2 separate regions of the Homo sapiens genome follow, and region 1 is linked to region 2. Evidence: read pairs that join two places in POLR2A ChIA-PET (ENCODE). Cell type or tissue: MCF 10A. All regions are shown on one strand. Each heading gives the region's core, and the rest is flanking DNA. Links, peaks and the distances in the headings are about the cores only.

Region 1 (5,000 bases), core at 1-5,000, 89 kb after region 2:
TTCAAGGTTTCTTTAGGGAAGAGGAAGGAGAGGCCATGTGTGGAGGGAGGTGGCTGGGTGGAGGAGAGCTCTTGGGTCCTGTTTGCTTAGACTCAAAGGCAGGCCCCAGAGGCTCCAGCCAGAGGGACAGCGCCCAGCCCCACCTTCACCCCTTTTGCAGGGTGCCTCTGACAGCTGCTGCAGGAAACATGGCCAAGTTTGCCCTGAATCAGAACCTGCCCGGTGAGTGTGCAAAAAGAGAGATGTGTGTGTGTGTGCGCATGCACAGAGAAACGCTTGATGCCCTTGTGTGTGGACGCAGCCTACAGCCCTAGAGTGCAGTCCTCTCCAATGTCATGAGCCTGCTTTAAACCACCTATGGCATCAATCATGGCCGGGTGCGGTGGCTCATGCCTGTAATCCCAGCACTTTGGGAGGCCACGGTGGGCGGATCACTTGAGATCAGGAGTTTGAGACCAGCCTGGGCAACATGGTGAAACCCTGTCTCTACTAAAAATACAAAAATTAGCCAGGCACGGCTCGGTGTGGTGACTCATGCCTGTAATCCCAGCACTTTGGGAGGCCGAGGCGGGCAGATCACAAGGTCAGGAGGTCAAGACCATCCTGGCTAACACGGTGAAATCCCATCTCTACTAAAAATACAAAAAATTAGCCGGGCATGGTGGTGCCCCTGTAGTCCCAGCTACTCGGGAGGCTGAGGCAGGAGAATGGCTTGAACCCGGGAGGCGGAGCTTGCAGTGAGCAGAGATTGTGCCACTGCACTCCAGCCTGGGCGACAGAGCGAGACTGCGTCTCAAAAAAAAAAAAAAAAAAAAAATTAGCCAGGCATGGTGGCGCGTGCCTGTAGTCCCAGCTACTCAGGAGGCTGAGGCAGGAGAATTGCTGGAACCTGGGAGGCAGAGGCTGCAATGAGCCAAGATCGCACTACAGCACTCCAGTCTGGGCAACAGAGCAAGACTCCGTCTCAAAAAAAAGAAAAAAACAAAACAAAAAACACCCCACCTATGGCACTAATCGCAAGTGGACTATACCCCCTGCCACCCCAGGTAGCCCTCAAACCAGGGAAGTGTGGCCCTTGTGCGTCCATTCCTCTTCCCCCTGCCTTCTTTACTCTGCTCGGGACACCCTGGTCTCCATCTCGCTGTGACTCCAGCTGACCCTCCTCCCTCCTACCCCAGGGTATTTCCATGGGCTGTTTTCTTCTAGAAACCTTTTCCCAGCTGCTTCCTCCTCATCGTGCAGGGCTTCCCCTCGCCAACCTTTTTTTTTTTTTTTTTGAGACAGGGTCTCACTCTGTCACCCAGTCTGGAGTGCAGTGGTGCAATCTCGGCTCACTGCAACCTCTGCCTCCCAGGCTCAAGTGATCCTCCCACCTCAGCCTCCTGAGTAGCTCACCATTATGCACAGCTATGTATATATATGTATATGTGTATATATATATTTTTGGAGATGGGGTCTCACTTTGTTGCCCAGGTTTGTCTCGAACTCCTAAGCTCTAGCGATCCACCCGCCTCGGCCTCCCAAAGTGTTGAGATAGAGGCGTGAGCCACTGCGCCCGGCCAGGGCTACTTTTTTTTTTTTTTGAGAGGTTCTCTTCTGTCGCCCAGGCTGGAGTGCATTGGTGCGATCTCGGCTCACCTCAAACTCCGCCTACCAGGATCAAGTGATTCTCCTGCCTCAGCTTCCGGAGTAGCTGGGATTACAGGCGCGCGCCACTACCGCCCAGCTAATTTTCGTATTTTTAGCAGATACTGGGTTTCACCATGTTGGCCAGGCTGGTCTGGAACTCCTGACCTCAGGTGATCCGCCTGTGCCGGCCTCCCAAAATGCTGCGACTACAGGCGCGAACCACACGCCGGGCCAGGGCTCCACTCCACAGGAAAGTCCCCTCACAGGAAAGCTTCCCTGGCAACCAAACGCTAAATCGGGCCTCCTCCGTTTATTCCCTGTTATTATTACCATTGCCGTAGGCATCGTTTGGAAGGATGCTTATCTGCTTTCTACAGGAGGACAGGGATGTTTGTCTTGCTCACTGCTGTGTCCCCCGGGCCTAGAAACTTGCTTAGCACAGAGTAGGTGCTCATTAAACAAGCGATTGAGTTAATACTTGGGTACAGATAGGTGTGAAGCGTGGGCATGGGTGGGGGACACGCTCGGTTTGTTTAGTATCTCCCGGGTTTCCCCGTTCTGATGCGCCCTCCCCGTGCCCCCGTCGTGCCTCCAGACCTGGGCGGCCCCCGCCTGTGCCCGGTCCCCGCCGCCGGGGGCGCACGCAGCCCGAGCTCGCCCTACTCGGTGGAGACGCCCTACGGCTTCCACCTGGACCTGGACTTCCTCAAGTACATAGAGGAGCTGGAGCGTGGCCCCGCTGCCCGCCGCGCCCCGGGACCCCCGACCTCGCGCCGTCCCCGCGCGCCCCGGCCCGGCCTCGCGGGCGCACGTAGCCCAGGCGCCTGGACATCCAGCGAGTCCCTGGCCAGTGACGACGGTGGAGCACCGGGCATACTCTCCCAGGGCGCGCCCTCGGGGCTCCTGATGCAGCCGCTGTCGCCGCGCGCGCCCGTGCGCAACCCGCGCGTCGAGCACACGCTCCGGGAGACCAGCCGGCGGCTGGAGCTGGCGCAGACACACGAGCGCGCGCCCAGCCCCGGCCGCGGGGTCCCGCGCAGCCCACGCGGGTCCGGCCGCAGCAGCCCCGCCCCTAACCTTGCCCCTGCTTCGCCCGGCCCTGCCCAACTGCAGCTGGTGCGCGAGCAGATGGCCGCGGCGCTGCGGCGCCTGCGCGAGCTCGAGGACCAGGCGCGAACGCTGCCCGAGCTGCAGGAGCAGGTGCGCGCGCTGCGCGCCGAGAAGGCGCGGCTGCTGGCCGGGCGCGCGCAGCCCGAGCCGGACGGGGAGGCTGAGACGCGCCCGGACAAGCTCGCCCAGCTGCGGCGGCTCACCGAGCGCCTGGCCACCTCCGAGCGCGGCGGCCGTGCCAGGGCCAGCCCCCGGGCTGACAGCCCAGACGGCCTGGCTGCAGGGCGCAGCGAGGGCGCGCTCCAGGTCCTCGACGGGGAGGTCGGGAGTCTCGATGGGACGCCCCAGACCCGGGAGGTGGCCGCCGAGGCCGTGCCCGAGACCCGAGAAGCGGGTGCCCAGGCCGTGCCGGAGACCCGGGAGGCCGGCGTGGAGGCTGCCCCCGAGACCGTGGAGGCGGACGCGTGGGTGACCGAGGCGCTGCTGGGGCTGCCTGCGGCCGCCGAGCGCGAGCTAGAGCTGCTGCGCGCCAGTCTGGAGCACCAGCGCGGGGTGAGTGAGCTTCTGCGGGGCCGGTTGCGGGAGCTGGAGGAAGCCCGCGAGGCTGCGGAGGAGGCAGCGGCGGGGGCCCGGGCCCAGCTACGCGAGGCCACCACCCAGACCCCGTGGAGCTGTGCCGAAAAGGCCGCGCAGACCGAGTCCCCGGCAGAGGCGCCCTCCTTGACTCAGGAGAGCTCGCCCGGATCCATGGACGGAGACAGGGCCGTGGCGCCCGCGGGTGAGTCCCGACCCCGTCGCTGGGCCCTGGCTTACTCGGCGCCGGACTCGAACTCAGTGCCCTCATCTCATCCCCGCCAGGCATCCTCAAATCCATCATGAAGAAGAGAGACGGCACACCTGGTGCCCAACCCAGCTCCGGACCCAAGAGCCTGCAGTTTGTTGGGGTCCTCAACGGAGAGTGAGCGCCTTTCCCCTCCTGTGGCAGCTTCTGCCGGGACATAGACTGGGGTTGGAACCCCAGCTCTGCCCCTCTACTGGCAGCGTGGTCTGGGCAATCCTCAGTTTCCTCATCGTTAAATGGGAACGGCCACACCCACATCGCAGGACTCCAGAACGAGCCCACAGGGGAGGTTTAGCAGACACCTCCCACCCTGCCCCCAGGTACGAGAGCTCCTCCAGCGAGGACGCCAGCGACAGCGATGGCGACAGCGAGAACGGTGGCGCCGAGCCCCCGGGTAGCTCCTCGGGCTCCGGGGATGACAGCGGCGGGGGATCCGACTCGGGCACCCCTGGCCCTCCCAGCGGCGGGGACATCCGGGACCCTGAGCCCGAGGCGGAGGCAGAGCCTCAGCAGGTGGCACAGGGGAGGTGAGCGGCGCTCGCTAGTTGTTTGGAGAGGAGGCGGCTGCCCTCCTCCTGGTCGGCGCTGTCCCCGATCCATCCTGAGTCTCTCCTGGCCTCCTCTGCAGGTGCGAGCTGAGCCCGCGTCTGAGGGAGGCGTGCGTAGCGCTGCAGCGGCAGCTGAGCCGGCCCCGCGGAGTAGCCAGCGACGGCGTGAGTGCCCCGGGAGCGCAGCACCAGGGAGTGGCGTGGGAGCCTCCAAGGACCTCTGACGCCCACTTAGGGGAGCACACCGGGTTCCATCCCTTCCCGCCAGGCACCTCGCCTGACCCCAGGCTCTCCGAAGGGATCTCCTTCCCAGGACAGCGCCGATCTTTCCTTGGTTTCCCCAAAAAGGCCCGGCCCCAGCCCCACTCCCGGACTCCCCAAGGGCAAGCGTTCATTGCCTTTCCCCGTTCCATGTTCTCCCGCAAATTCTTCCCTGGAAGGAAAGGACCCCCTTCCCCCGTGTTTGCCCTCCGATAGGGGTGTGGCCCCAGCCCTCCATCTGGGTTCGCATGGCTCCCCACCTGGACGAGGAGTGACCTTCCTTACTTGCCTGGAAACGCCAAATGGGTCTCTTCCCAGTCCCGCCCCTCCCCAGCTCCCCCACCACGGCGCCGCCGTGGACCATCGCCGATGTTATCTTGGCCCCTGTCCCTTGCAGGGCGCAGTGCGCCTCGTGGCCCAGGAGTGGTTTCGAGTGTCCAGCCAGCGGCGCTCTCAGGCGGAGCCCGTGGCCAGGATGCTGGAAGGGGTGAGGCGCCTGGGACCCGAACTGCTGGCGCACGTGGTGAACCTGGCGGATGGCAACGGGAACACGGCCCTGCACTACAGTGTGTCCCACGGGAACCTGGCCATCGCAAGCCTGCTCCTGGATA
Region 2 (11,361 bases), core at 2,547-7,546:
ACTGCACTCCAGCCTGGGTGACAGAGTAAGACTCTGTCTCAAAATAATAATAATAATAATAATAATAATAATAATAATAATAAGTTCTTTCATTTCTTTGATTTTTTTGTAGAGACAGGGTCTTGCTGTGTTGCCCAGGCTGGTCTTGAACTCCTGGCCTCAAGTGATCTTCCCACCTTGGCTTCCCAAAGTGCTGGGATTACAGGCATGAGCTACCACACCCAGCCAAGAAATGGGCTTAATTCATGAAATTCTGGTGGATGAGACAGAAAGGGCCCCTGCCCTCCCATGCTGGCAGTGGAGGTATGAAATGGGTGAACGGTCACATGGGGCAAGGCCTTGCCAAGGAGGTGACATTGAAGAGAACGGAATGAACAGAAGGAACCACGTGAAGAATGGGGGAGATGGGGCTCTAGGCTGCAGGGGCGGCAGATGCAAAGGCCCTGGGATAGGGGGAGGCGGCCTAGACAAGATGTGTGGGGAGGGGGCTGTGTGGCTGTAGCACGGAGACCAAAGTGGGTGTGGGAGGGTGTGTGAAGGGGCTGGACCTCCCTCCCACTTTTCTCCCTACACTCTGGCTCCTAGGTGGGCCAGGGGCTTTTCTAGGGTTTTTGTTTTTTGTTTTTTGAGACGGAGTTTCGCTCTTGTTGCCCAGGCTGGAGTGCTGTGGTGCAATCTTGGCTCACTGCAACCTCCGCCTTCCGGGTTCAAGCTGGGATTACAGGCCCCCGCCACCATGCCCAGCTAATTTTTGTATTTTTAGTAGAGACGGTGTTTTACCACATTGGCCAGGCTGGTCTCGAACTCCTGAACTCAGGTGATCCACCCACCTCTGCCTCCCAAAGTGCTGGGATTGTGAGCCACCACGTCCAGCCTTGGTTTTTTTTTTTTTTTTTTTTTTTTTTTTTTTTTTGAGATAGAGTCTCAATCTGTTGCCCAGGCTGGAGTGCAGTGGCGCTATCTCAACTCACTGCAAACTCCGCCTCCCAGCTTTAAGTGATTCTCCTGCCTCAGCCTCCCAAGTAGCTGGGATTACAGGCATGCGCCACCACACCTAGCTTTTTCCTCATCGTTTGAGACAGAGTTTTGCTTTGTCACCCAGGCTGGAGTGCAGTGGCTTAGTCTCAGCTCACTGCAACCTCCGCCTCCCGGGTTCAAGCAATTCTCCTGCCTCAGCCTCCCTAGGGTTCAAGCAATTCTCCTGCCTCAGCCTCCCTAGGGTTCAAGCCAGTCTCCTGCCTCAGCCTCCCTAGTGGATGGGATTATAGGCACCCACCACCATACCTGGCTAATTTTTTTTTTTGAGATGGAGTCTCACTCTGTCGCCCAGGCTGGAGTGCAGTGGCCTGATCTCAGCTCACTGCAAGCTCCGCCTCCTGGATTCAGGCCATTCTCCTGCCTCAGCCTCCCGAGTAGCTGGGACTATAGGCACCTGCAACCACGCCCGGCTAATTTTTTGTATTTTTAGTAGAGATGGGGTTTCACCATGTTAGCCAGGAAGGTCTTGATCTCCTGACCTCGTGATCCGCCCGCCTCGGCCTCCCCAAGTGCTGGGATTACAGGCATGAGCCACCGTGCCCAGCCCACACCTGGCTAATTTTGTATAGCTAGTAGAGACAGGGTTTTCCCATGTTGGCCAGGCTGGTCTTTAACTCCTGACCTCAGGTGATCCATGCATCTTGGCCTCCCAAAGTGCTAGGATTACAGGCGTGAGCCACCGTGTCTGGACTTTTTTTTTTTTTTTTTGTATTTTTTGTATTTTTAGTAGAGACGGGGTTTCACCATGTTGGCCAGGCTGGTCTCGAACTCCTGACCTCAAGTGATCTGCCCGCCTCGGCCTCCCGAAGTGCTGGGATTACAGGCATGAGCCACCGCGCCCGGCAGCTTGTTCCTTTTCATCTCTCAGGCCTCAGCTGGGGGGTTCACCTCCTTTTGAGGCCTTGCCTGACACCCCAAGTTGCCCCACCCCCTGTGACATGTTTTTCCCTTACTGCACTATTGCTCCCAGAAACCAGTTGCTTCGTTGATTTTTTTTTTTTTTTTCTGTAACCTCATATCAGAAGCGATGCTTTGAAGTCCAGATTAAAGTTACTGGACTTTAATCTCCATGAGTGCCCAGCCCTACGTGTCTTGTTGGTGGCTGGGTCCCCAGTGCCTAACAGAGTGCTGGGCATGCTGGAGGTGCCCAGGAAATCTCTGCTAATGAAAGACACAGGCTGGGAGCGGTGGCTCATGCCTGTAATCCCAGCACTTTGGGAGGCTGAGGTGGGCAGATCACTTGAGGTCAGGAGTTCGAGACCAGCCTGGCCAACATGGTGAAACCGCATCTCTACTAAAAATACAGAAAATTAGCTGGGCATGGTGGCGCACGCCTGTCATCCCAGCTACTTGGGAGGCTGAAGCAGAAGAATCGCTTGAACCTGGGAGGCAGAAGTTGCAGTGAGCCGAGATCGCACCACTGCACTCCAGCCTGGACAAGAGTTAGACTCTGTCTCAAAAAAAAGAAGAAGGAGAAGGAAGAAGAAGAAAGAAGAAGAAGAAAGACTGAATGAAAACAGGGAGAGGTTAATGGGTCTGGGAGCTCTTAAACCCTAGGCCTGGTTTCTGACACACCATCAGCAGACCCACCTGGTGGACAGGGGCGGTAGGGAGTTCTGCCCTAGGAGGACCACCAGATTGCCCGGGGCAGCTCCTGCCTTTGGCCCCCATGTCTGCCCTCTCCCCACTGCCCACCGCAGTCTCAGACTCTTAAGGGTACCTCTGTGAGGGGTCGAGGCCGTTTCTCCACTGCAAACTCCGTGTGGCACAGCTCGCAGTAGCTGGTGTTAGATGAGGAAAGCCACTTCTCCAGACAGCTCTTATGCACGGCACCCAGCGTGCCGGTGCAGCCACACGGGGACAGCAAGCACTCCCCGTTCGCTCCCTCATGGCAGATCCGGCAGAAAGGACCATCACTGGACACAGAGATAGGACCCATGAGCAATGATTGGGCTTTCTGTCTATACCTGCTTCACTACCCACTGGATCACAAGCTCACCCTTACCCCATGCTGCCACTTAGTGAACTCCTACTCATCCTTCAATGCCCAGCTCTAAATGTCCTTCCCTTTGGGAAGGAGATGCAGGGAAGGTAACCTTGCGAAGCCTTCCCAGACTCCCACAGGTGGAGTGATGTGTTCCCTTCCCAGGGACCCTGCAGCACCCTCTCAGACCCAAGATGGGCATCTGTTATACCCGCCCCCATGTCCTCTCCAAATTTCCCTAAAATACCCACCCTGATTGTCCTGCACAACTTCCCCACCCTCAACTCTTTTTTTTTTTTTTTTTTTTTTTGAGACAGAGTCTCGCTCTGTCACCCAGGCTGGAGTGCAGTGGTGCGATCTCGGCTCACTGCAAGCTCCGCCTCCCGGGTTCACGCCATTCTCCCACCTCAGCCTCCCGAGTAGCTGGAACTACAGGCACCTGCCACCACGCCCGGCTAATTGTGTTTTTGTATTTTTAGTAGAGACGGGGTTTCACCGTGTTAGCCAGGATGGTCTCGATCTCCTGATATTGTGATCCGCCTGCCTCAGGCTCCCAAAGTGCTGGGATTACAGGCGTGAGCCACCGCACCCGGCCCCCAATCCTCGACTCTTAATCCTCAAAGACCAGCTGGGTGAGGTGGCTCATTCCTGTAATCCCAGTACTTTGGGAGGCCAAGGCAGGAGGATCATGAGGTCAGGATTTCAAGACCAGCCTGGCCAACATGGTGAAACCCCGTCTCTACTAAAAATACAAAAATTAGCTGGGCGTGGTGGTAGGTGCCTGTAATCCCAGCTACTGGGGAGGCTGAGGCAGGAGTATCACTTCAGCCTGGAAGGCAGAGGTTACAGTGAGCCGAGATTACACCACTGCACTCCAGCCTGGGTGACAGAGTGAGGCTCCGTCTCAAAAAAAAAAAAAAATCCTCAAGGACTAGGGCAGAGCAGACAACACTCCTCATGACCTCAGGCCTCATACTGGACCAGTCAGAACACCAGGCCGGGAGCAGTAGCTCATGCTTGTAATTCTAGCACTTTGGAAGGCTGAAGCGGGAGGATCACTTGAGCCGAGGAGTTCAAGGCCAGTGTGGGCAACCTAGTGAGATCTCATCTCTATAAAAAAAAAATTTTCTTTTTTTTTTTTTGAGATGGAGTCTCGCTCTGTCATCAGGCTGGAGTGCAGTGGTGTGATATCAGCTCACTGCAACCTCCACCTCCCAGGTTCAAGCGATTATCCTGCCTCAGCCTCCCGAGTAGCCTCAGCCTCCCGAGTAGCTGAGACTACAGGCACATGCCACCATGCCCAGCTAATTTTTTTTTTTTCTGTATTTTAGTAGAGACGGGGTTTCACCGTGTTAGCCAGGATGGTCTCAATCTCCTGACCTCGTGATCTGCCCGCCTCAGCCTCCCAAAGTGCTGGGATTACAGGCGTGAGCCACCACGCCCGGTCCCAAAATTTTTTTTAAAGACTTATCTTGGCGTGGTGGTACATGTTGTGGTCCCAGCTACTTGGGAGGCTGAGGCAGGAGGATCACATGTGCCCAGGAGTTCAAAGCTCCAATGACCCATAATTGTACCACTATACTCCAGCTTGGACAACAGAGTGAGACCATTTGAAAAAAAGAAAAAGAAAATAGAACAGCACGCACCCCTGCTCATGCAACCAACTCAGGCTTGTATGATACCATCAGAGTCACCGATAATCTATTCCTAAAATTCTTTGTTTCCCCGTAAACTCCAGAACTGTCGGCCACAAGGCTGACAGAAGCCTGGAGCTCCTGCAGCTGCCTAGTCTGTGTGGAGCCTGTGAATGATGCCAGCACAGAGGAGAGCAGAGCCAAGAGACAGGGAAAGGTAGATTTTTTTTTTTCTTTTTTTTGAGACAGTGTTGCTCTGTCACCCAGGCTGGAGTGCAGTGGCGCGATCTCGGCTCACTGCAAGCTCGACCTCCCAGGTTCATGCCATTCTCCTGCCTCAGCCTCCAGAGTAGCTAGGACTACAGGCGCCGGCCACCACGCCCGGCTAATTTTTTGTATTTTTTGTAGAGACGGGGTTTCACCGTGTTAGCCAGGATGGTCTCGATCTCCTGACCTCGTGATCCACCCGCCTCGGCCTCCCAAAGTGCTGGGATTACAGGCGTGAGCCACTGCGCAAGGCCTGGGAAAGGTAGATTCTTAAGGACATCTTTGCGGGCCCCTGGATCTAATCACACCTGAAGCCCGTGCTACCTGAGAAACCTGTGCATCCAGAGAGAAGTGCTCACCTGCTCCTCTGCCCTTGTGAGGGGGAAATAGAAATAAAAAGCATCTGCAGAAAGCTGCCTCGGAAAAGTCTCCAGCCCTGGCCCAGTCTCTGGGGATGCCGGGTCCTTCCCAGGGCAGCTCAGGAGGCAGGGGGCGTGGCCCAGAGGCCAAACAGCCATGAGTCACTGTTTCCCAAACATTTCTGGCCAGAAGGCAGACTGTGAGGTCACACAAAGAAGAGCTATTTTCCAGACAACGCCAATTTCCTCTCAGAGAGACTGTATTTTTTTTTCTTTCTTTTTTTTTTTTTTTTTTGAGTCACCCAGGCTGGAGTGCAGTGGTGCAATCACAGCTCACTGCAGCCTCGGACTCCCTAGCTCGAGCGATCCTCCTGCCTCAGTCTCCCGAGTAGCTGGGACTACAGGTGGCACCACGCCACACAGCTAATATTTTTTAACTTTTTCTAGAGAGGGGGGTCTCACTATGTTGACCAGGCTGGTCTTGAGCTTCTGGGCTCAAGCGATCCTTCAGCCTTGGACTTCCAAAGTGCTGGGACTACAGGCATGAGCGACCACGCCTGCCTGGAAATGACTGTTTTCTATCCTTTTCTCAGATTCTCATGCTGCGGGGTGGAGTTGGGCGGCTTTAAAAAGAGCCCAACAGGCTGCTCATGGCTGCTTTCTCAACAGTCCTGTCCCTGGACTGCTATTTCCTCCTGCAATGGCAAAAGGGCATGCCTGCCTGCCTCCTTTCTGAACCCATACCCCGATCCCACCCTCCCCCAAGTACACACACAAACAAAGTTAACAAAAAAGGAACCCTTTGTCCGGAAACCAACCCAGGGAAACAGAAGTGACGAGAATCTTGAGGAAGAATCATGTCAGTTTGGAGCTTGTTCTGGGAAACTGTGAAAAAGTTTGGGAGAGCAAATTCAGAGAAGAGGCCAGGCACAGTGGTTCATGCCTGTAATCCCAACACTTTGGGAGGCCGAGGTGGGTGGGTCATCTGAGGTCAGGAGACCAGCCTGACTAACATGGTGAAACCCCGTCTCTACTAAAAAAATACAAAAATTAGTCGGGCATGGTCGGGGCGGGGGGGCTGTAATCCTAGCTACTTGGGAGGCTGAGGCAGGAGAATCGCTTGAACCCAGGAGGCAGAGGTTGCAGTGAGCTGAGATCATGCCACTGCACTCCAGCATGGGTGACAAAGTGAGACTCTGTCTCCAAAACAACAAAACAAAACAAAAAAACAAATTCAGAGAAGAGAGGAAAAAAAAAGCCTTAATATTTGTTGAGCACGGCCAGGCGCGGTGGCTCACGCCTGTAATCCCAGCACTTTGGGAGGCTGAGGTAGGTGGATTATGAGGTCAAGAGATCAAGATCAGCCTGGCCAACATGGTGAAACCCCATCTCTACCAAAAATACAAAAATTAGCTGGGTGTGGTGGCGCGTGCCTGTAGAACCAGGTACTCAGGAGGCTGAGGCAGGAGAATCGCTTGAATCCGGGAGGCGGAGGTTGCAGTGAGCCGAGATCACGCCACTGTACTCCAGCCTGAGTGACAAAGCAAGACTCTCTAAAAAAAAAAAAAAAAAAAAAAATTTAAAAAGAGGCTGGGCACGGTGGCTCACACTTATAATCCCAGCAGTTTGGGAGGCCGAGACGGGCAGATCACCTGAGGTCAGGAGTTTGAGACCAGCCTGGCCAACATGGCGAAACCCCGTCTCTGCTAGAAGTACAAAAACTAGCCAGGTGTGGTGACGGGTGCCTGTAATCCCAGCTACTCGGGTGGCTAAGGCAGGAAAATCACTTGAACCTGGGAGGCGGAGGTTTCAGTGAGCTGAGACTGCGCCACTGCACTCCAGCCTGGGCAACAAAATGAGACTCTGTTTCAAAAAAAAAAGAGAGATACAGTGGTGAAGTAATTTGTCCCAGGTCACTCTGGGAGAGAGAGAGGTGTCCACTCAGGGTCAGGGCCGAGGCACTGAGCCCACAGCCTGCACTCCTGACCGCCCCCTATACTGCCTCCCAAAAGTGTGTTACTTGACAACATTTGACCTTCAGATTTCACATAATAATCTGGAATTTCAGCTTTTCCTAAAGAATCAGACCCGGCCAAAGCTAGGCCTCTGTTTCCACAAGGCGATAACTGTTTGTGTCTCTTTCTCTATTTACCCACTTGGCCCTCTGTCAACGGTTGGACTTCTAACCCCAGGCTGGGAGAAACTCACTGCGCCCAGAGAGAAGAGGCAACAAAGGCCAGGATATCCACGCAGTCACCACTCACCTCGGTGTGTCCAAGGCACGGATGACGGTGGAGAGGAGCCGGCCATCCCTTGAAGTCACCTGTGCCACATACTGGGGCGGTCCGAGGCCCGTAGCCTCCACGACCTTGGAGAAGGCAGGGCTGCCGGAGCAGTCACACAGGGAGCCGGGGAGGTGGCAGCAGTCACCCGTCGTCATGGCCACCGGGAGCCCCGTATCCTCAGGGCCTGAGGCCCATGGTTCCAGGAGCCTGGGAACAGGCCAGTGCGGAGGTTAGGGGCAAGGTTAATGAGCCTGACGGACTAAGGTTTGAGTCCCCTCTTGTCAAGGCTGTAGGGACCACTAGACCATTTACATCTCTGAGCCTCAGTTTGCACCATCTGTAAAATGGGCCTCTGTAGGGCCAGTGAGGATTCAAGGAGACGATGCATGTAACTCAGCACAAGGCTGGTATACAGCAGGAGCTTGGGTTGTATTATTTCTCACTCTCCTAAGAAAAGCTATGCTTCCCTGGCCAGGCGCGGTGGCTGACGCCTGTAATCCCAGCACTTTGGGAGGCTGAGGCGGGTGGATCACGAGGTCAAGAGATCAAGACCATCCTGGCCAACATGGTGAAACACTGTCTCTACTAAAAATACAAAAAAAAAAAAAAAAAAGAAAAGAAAGAAAAAAGTAAAAAAAAAAGAAAAGCTAGGTTTCCCATTCTGGCTAACACAGTGAAACCCCATCTCTACTAAAAATACAAAAAATTAGCCAGGCTTGGTGGCACGCGCCTGTAGTCCCAGCTACTTGGGAGGCTGAGGCGGGACAATCGCTTGAACCCAGGAGGGGGAAGTTACAGTGAGCCGAGATCACGCCACTGCACTCCAGCCTGGGCGACAGAGCAAGACTCTGTCTCAAAAAAAAAAAAAAACCCAAAAAAAACAGGAAAGCTAGGCCTGGCCAGGTGTGGTGGCTCATGTCTATAGTCCCGGTGCTTTGAAAGCCAAGGTAGGAGGATTGTTTGAGCCCCAGGAGTTTGAGACCAGCCTAGGCAACACATCAAGACTCTATCTTTATAAAAAATGAGAAAATTAGGCCAGGAGCAGTGGCTCACACCTGTAATCCCAGCACTTTGGATTCAAGACAATCCGCCTGCCTCCGATTGCCTCAGCTCAGGAGTTTGAGACCAGCCTGGGCAACATGGTGAAACCCTGGCTCTACTAAAGAAAACCAAAAATATTAGCCAGGCATGGTAGCACAAGCCTATAGTCCCAGCCACTTGTGAGGCTGAGGTGGGAGGATGACTTGAGCCCAGGAGTTTGAGGCTGCAGTGAGCTATGACGGTGCCCACAGCACTCCTGCCTATGCCACAGAGTGAGAACCTGTCTCTAAAAAAGAGAAGACAAGAAAAGCTAGGCCTCCTCTTACCCTCAAAGCCTCCAGGGCCAGGACCACCTTTCAACTAATATCACCTTTCCAGATAAGGTATCAGAACCAGTTCTTTTTTTTTTTTTTTTTTTTGAGACAGAGTTTCGCTGTGTTGCCCAGGCTGGAGCGCAGTGGCACGATCTCAGCTCACTGCAACCTCCACCTCCTGGGTTCAAGCGATTCTCCTGCCTCAGCCCCCCAAGTAGCTGGGACTACAGGCATGCACCACCATGCCTGGCTAGTTTTTGTATTTTTATTTATATTTATTTATTTTTTTTTTAAGATGGAGTTTCACTCTTGTCGCCCAGGCTGGAGTGCAATGGCATGATCTCGGCTCACTGCAACCTCCACCTTACGGGTTCAAGCGATTCTCCTGCCTCAGCCTCCCAAGTAGCTGGGATTACAGGGGCCCACCACCACACTCAGCTAATTATTTATTTATTTATTTATTTATTTATTTATTTATTTTTTGAGACGGAGTCTCACTCTGTCGCCCAGGCTGGAGTGCAGTGGCGCGATCTCAGCTCACTGCAAGCTCCACCTCCTGGGTTCACACCATTCTCCTACCTCAGCCTCCTGAGTAGCTGGGACTACAGGCGCCCGCCAACACACCCGGCTAATTTTTTGAATTTTTAGTACAGACGGGGTTTCACCATGTTAGCCAGGATGATCTCCATCTCCTGACCTTGTGATCCACCTGCCTCAGCCTCCCAAAGTGCTAGGATTACAGGTGTGAGCCACTGCGCCCGGCAATTATTTTTATTTTTATTTTTATTTTTTATTTTTATTTATTTATTTATTTATTTTTTTTTTGAGACGGAGTCTTGCTCTTTCGCCCAGGCTGGAGTGCAGTGGCCTGATCTCAGCTCACTGCAAGCTCTGCCTCCCGGGTTCACGCCATTCTCCTGCCTCAGCCTCCCGAGTAGCTGGGTCTACAGGCGCCCGCCACCACGCCCGGCTAATTTTTTCTATTTTTAGTAGAGACGGGGTTTCACCGTGTTAGCTAGGATGGTCTCGATCTCCTGACCTCGTGATCCGCCCGCCTCGGCCTCCCAAAGTGCTGGGATTACAGGTGTGAGCCACCGCGCCCGGCCAATTATTTTTATTTTTATTGTATTTTATTTATTTATTTTTTGAGATGGAGTCCGGCTCTGTTGCCCAGGCTGGAGTGCAATGGCGCGATCTTGGCTCACTGCAACCTCCGCCTCCCGGGCTCAAATGATTCTCCTACCTCAGCCTGCTGAGTAGCTGAGACTACAGGCATGCGCCACCATGCCCAGCTAATTTTTGTATTTTTAGTAGAGATGGGGTTTCACCATTTTGGCCAGGATAGTTTTGATCTCTTGACCTTGTGATCCTCCTGCCTTGGCCTCCCAGAGTGCTGGGATTACAGGCATGAGCCACCACGCCCGGCTAATTTTTGTATTTTTAGTAGAGATGGGGTTTCACCATGTTGGCCAGGATGGTCTCAAACTCCTGACCTCAGGTGATCCATCTGCCTCGGACTCCCAAAGTGCTGGGATTACAGGTGTGAGCCACTGCACCCGGCCCGGCAGAGAATTTCATTGAAGAAACAAGGGCCCTTTCTGGAGACCTCCTTGAAGCCAATACAGGTGCCCTGGAGCCAAGGATCTCTGTTCCCAGCTTGTCCAACCCCCAAGAGCTACAATGTCCAGAGCCCCTGCAGCCCCTAAAGTGTTCAGAAAGTCCAAGCAAGAGAGGCAATCAAGTACTCAGCGAAGTATTCCCACCCCCACCCCAAGTCAGCTTGTAAACTGCCAATCAAAATCCGAGCCCTGGGCCAGGGGAAGTTGTTCATACCTGTAATCCCAGCGCTTTGGGAGGTCCAAGCAGGAGGATCACTTGAGGCCAGGAGTTTGAGACGAGCTAGGGCAACATAGAGAGACCCTATCTCTCTGAAGGTTTTTTTGAATTAGCCAGGCATGGTGCTGAAAGCCTGTAGTCCCAGCTACTTGGGAGGCTGAGGAGGGAGCCTCAACCTCTTGAGCCCAGGAGTTCAAGGCTGTAGTGAGCTATGATCACACCACTGCACTCCAGCCTGGGTAACAGAGCAAGACCCAGTCTCCAGTCTCTAAAACAGAACAAAAGAAAGCAAGCAAACAAACAAACAAAAAAACAAATCTGAGCTCCAAAGTGGGGAGGTGAAGGAACAGGGGAGCAATTACTAACTCTTGCGCTAGGACGGTTCACTGCTGGATAAATGCCCTCTAAACAGCTCAGCCAGCAGCCTTCCTGGCCTCACATGTTCTTCTGAGCATCATAGTCAGGCCTCTGCAGGCCAGATAAGCAAGTATTGCCCAAAGGCAGGGACCCAAGAGGAAGACTGCAGGCCTGAGATAACACCCACAGGGCAGTGGCCGGGCCTGACACAGGGTGCCTGCTGCTCTCCCTCCCAAGTCCCTGCAA

Evidence for each region. Peaks named below come from ENCODE experiments on the same cell type or tissue, not always from the same donor. Only the 100,000 strongest peaks of a DNase experiment are listed, where the experiment ranks them.
Region 1: POLR2A ChIA-PET joins it to region 2 with 5 read pairs; 15 of 35 experiments call an interaction of 5 or more read pairs at or near these places.

What each region holds. Positions count from the first base shown.
Region 1 is chr19:8,333,017-8,338,016 of GRCh38, reverse strand. KANK3 (KN motif and ankyrin repeat domains 3) reads left to right here. Exons shown (of 11, transcript NM_198471.3): 2 at 161-222; 3 at 2,225-3,517; 4 at 3,598-3,697; 5 at 3,901-4,107; 6 at 4,209-4,293; 7 at 4,787-5,000. The coding sequence starts at 189. Among named protein-coding and RNA genes, the nearest start is that of KANK3, 7.7 kb to the left of the region's middle. RefSeq lists silencers at 2,120-2,379, 2,480-2,529, 2,560-2,749, 2,910-3,009. In MCF 10A, for the core only: no CTCF peak of the experiment used is centred there; a DNase peak (open chromatin) is centred at 2,856.
Region 2 is chr19:8,418,202-8,429,562 of GRCh38, reverse strand. It overlaps MARCHF2 (membrane associated ring-CH-type finger 2), which reads right to left. Exons shown (of 5, transcript NM_001005415.2): 2 at 7,547-7,774; 3 at 2,759-2,954. The coding sequence starts at 7,722. Among named protein-coding and RNA genes, the nearest start is that of MARCHF2, 11 kb to the right of the region's middle. RefSeq lists enhancers at 4,666-5,529, 11,215-11,359 and a cis regulatory region at 11,279-11,296. In MCF 10A, for the core only: no CTCF peak of the experiment used is centred there; DNase peaks (open chromatin) are centred at 5,472 and 5,852.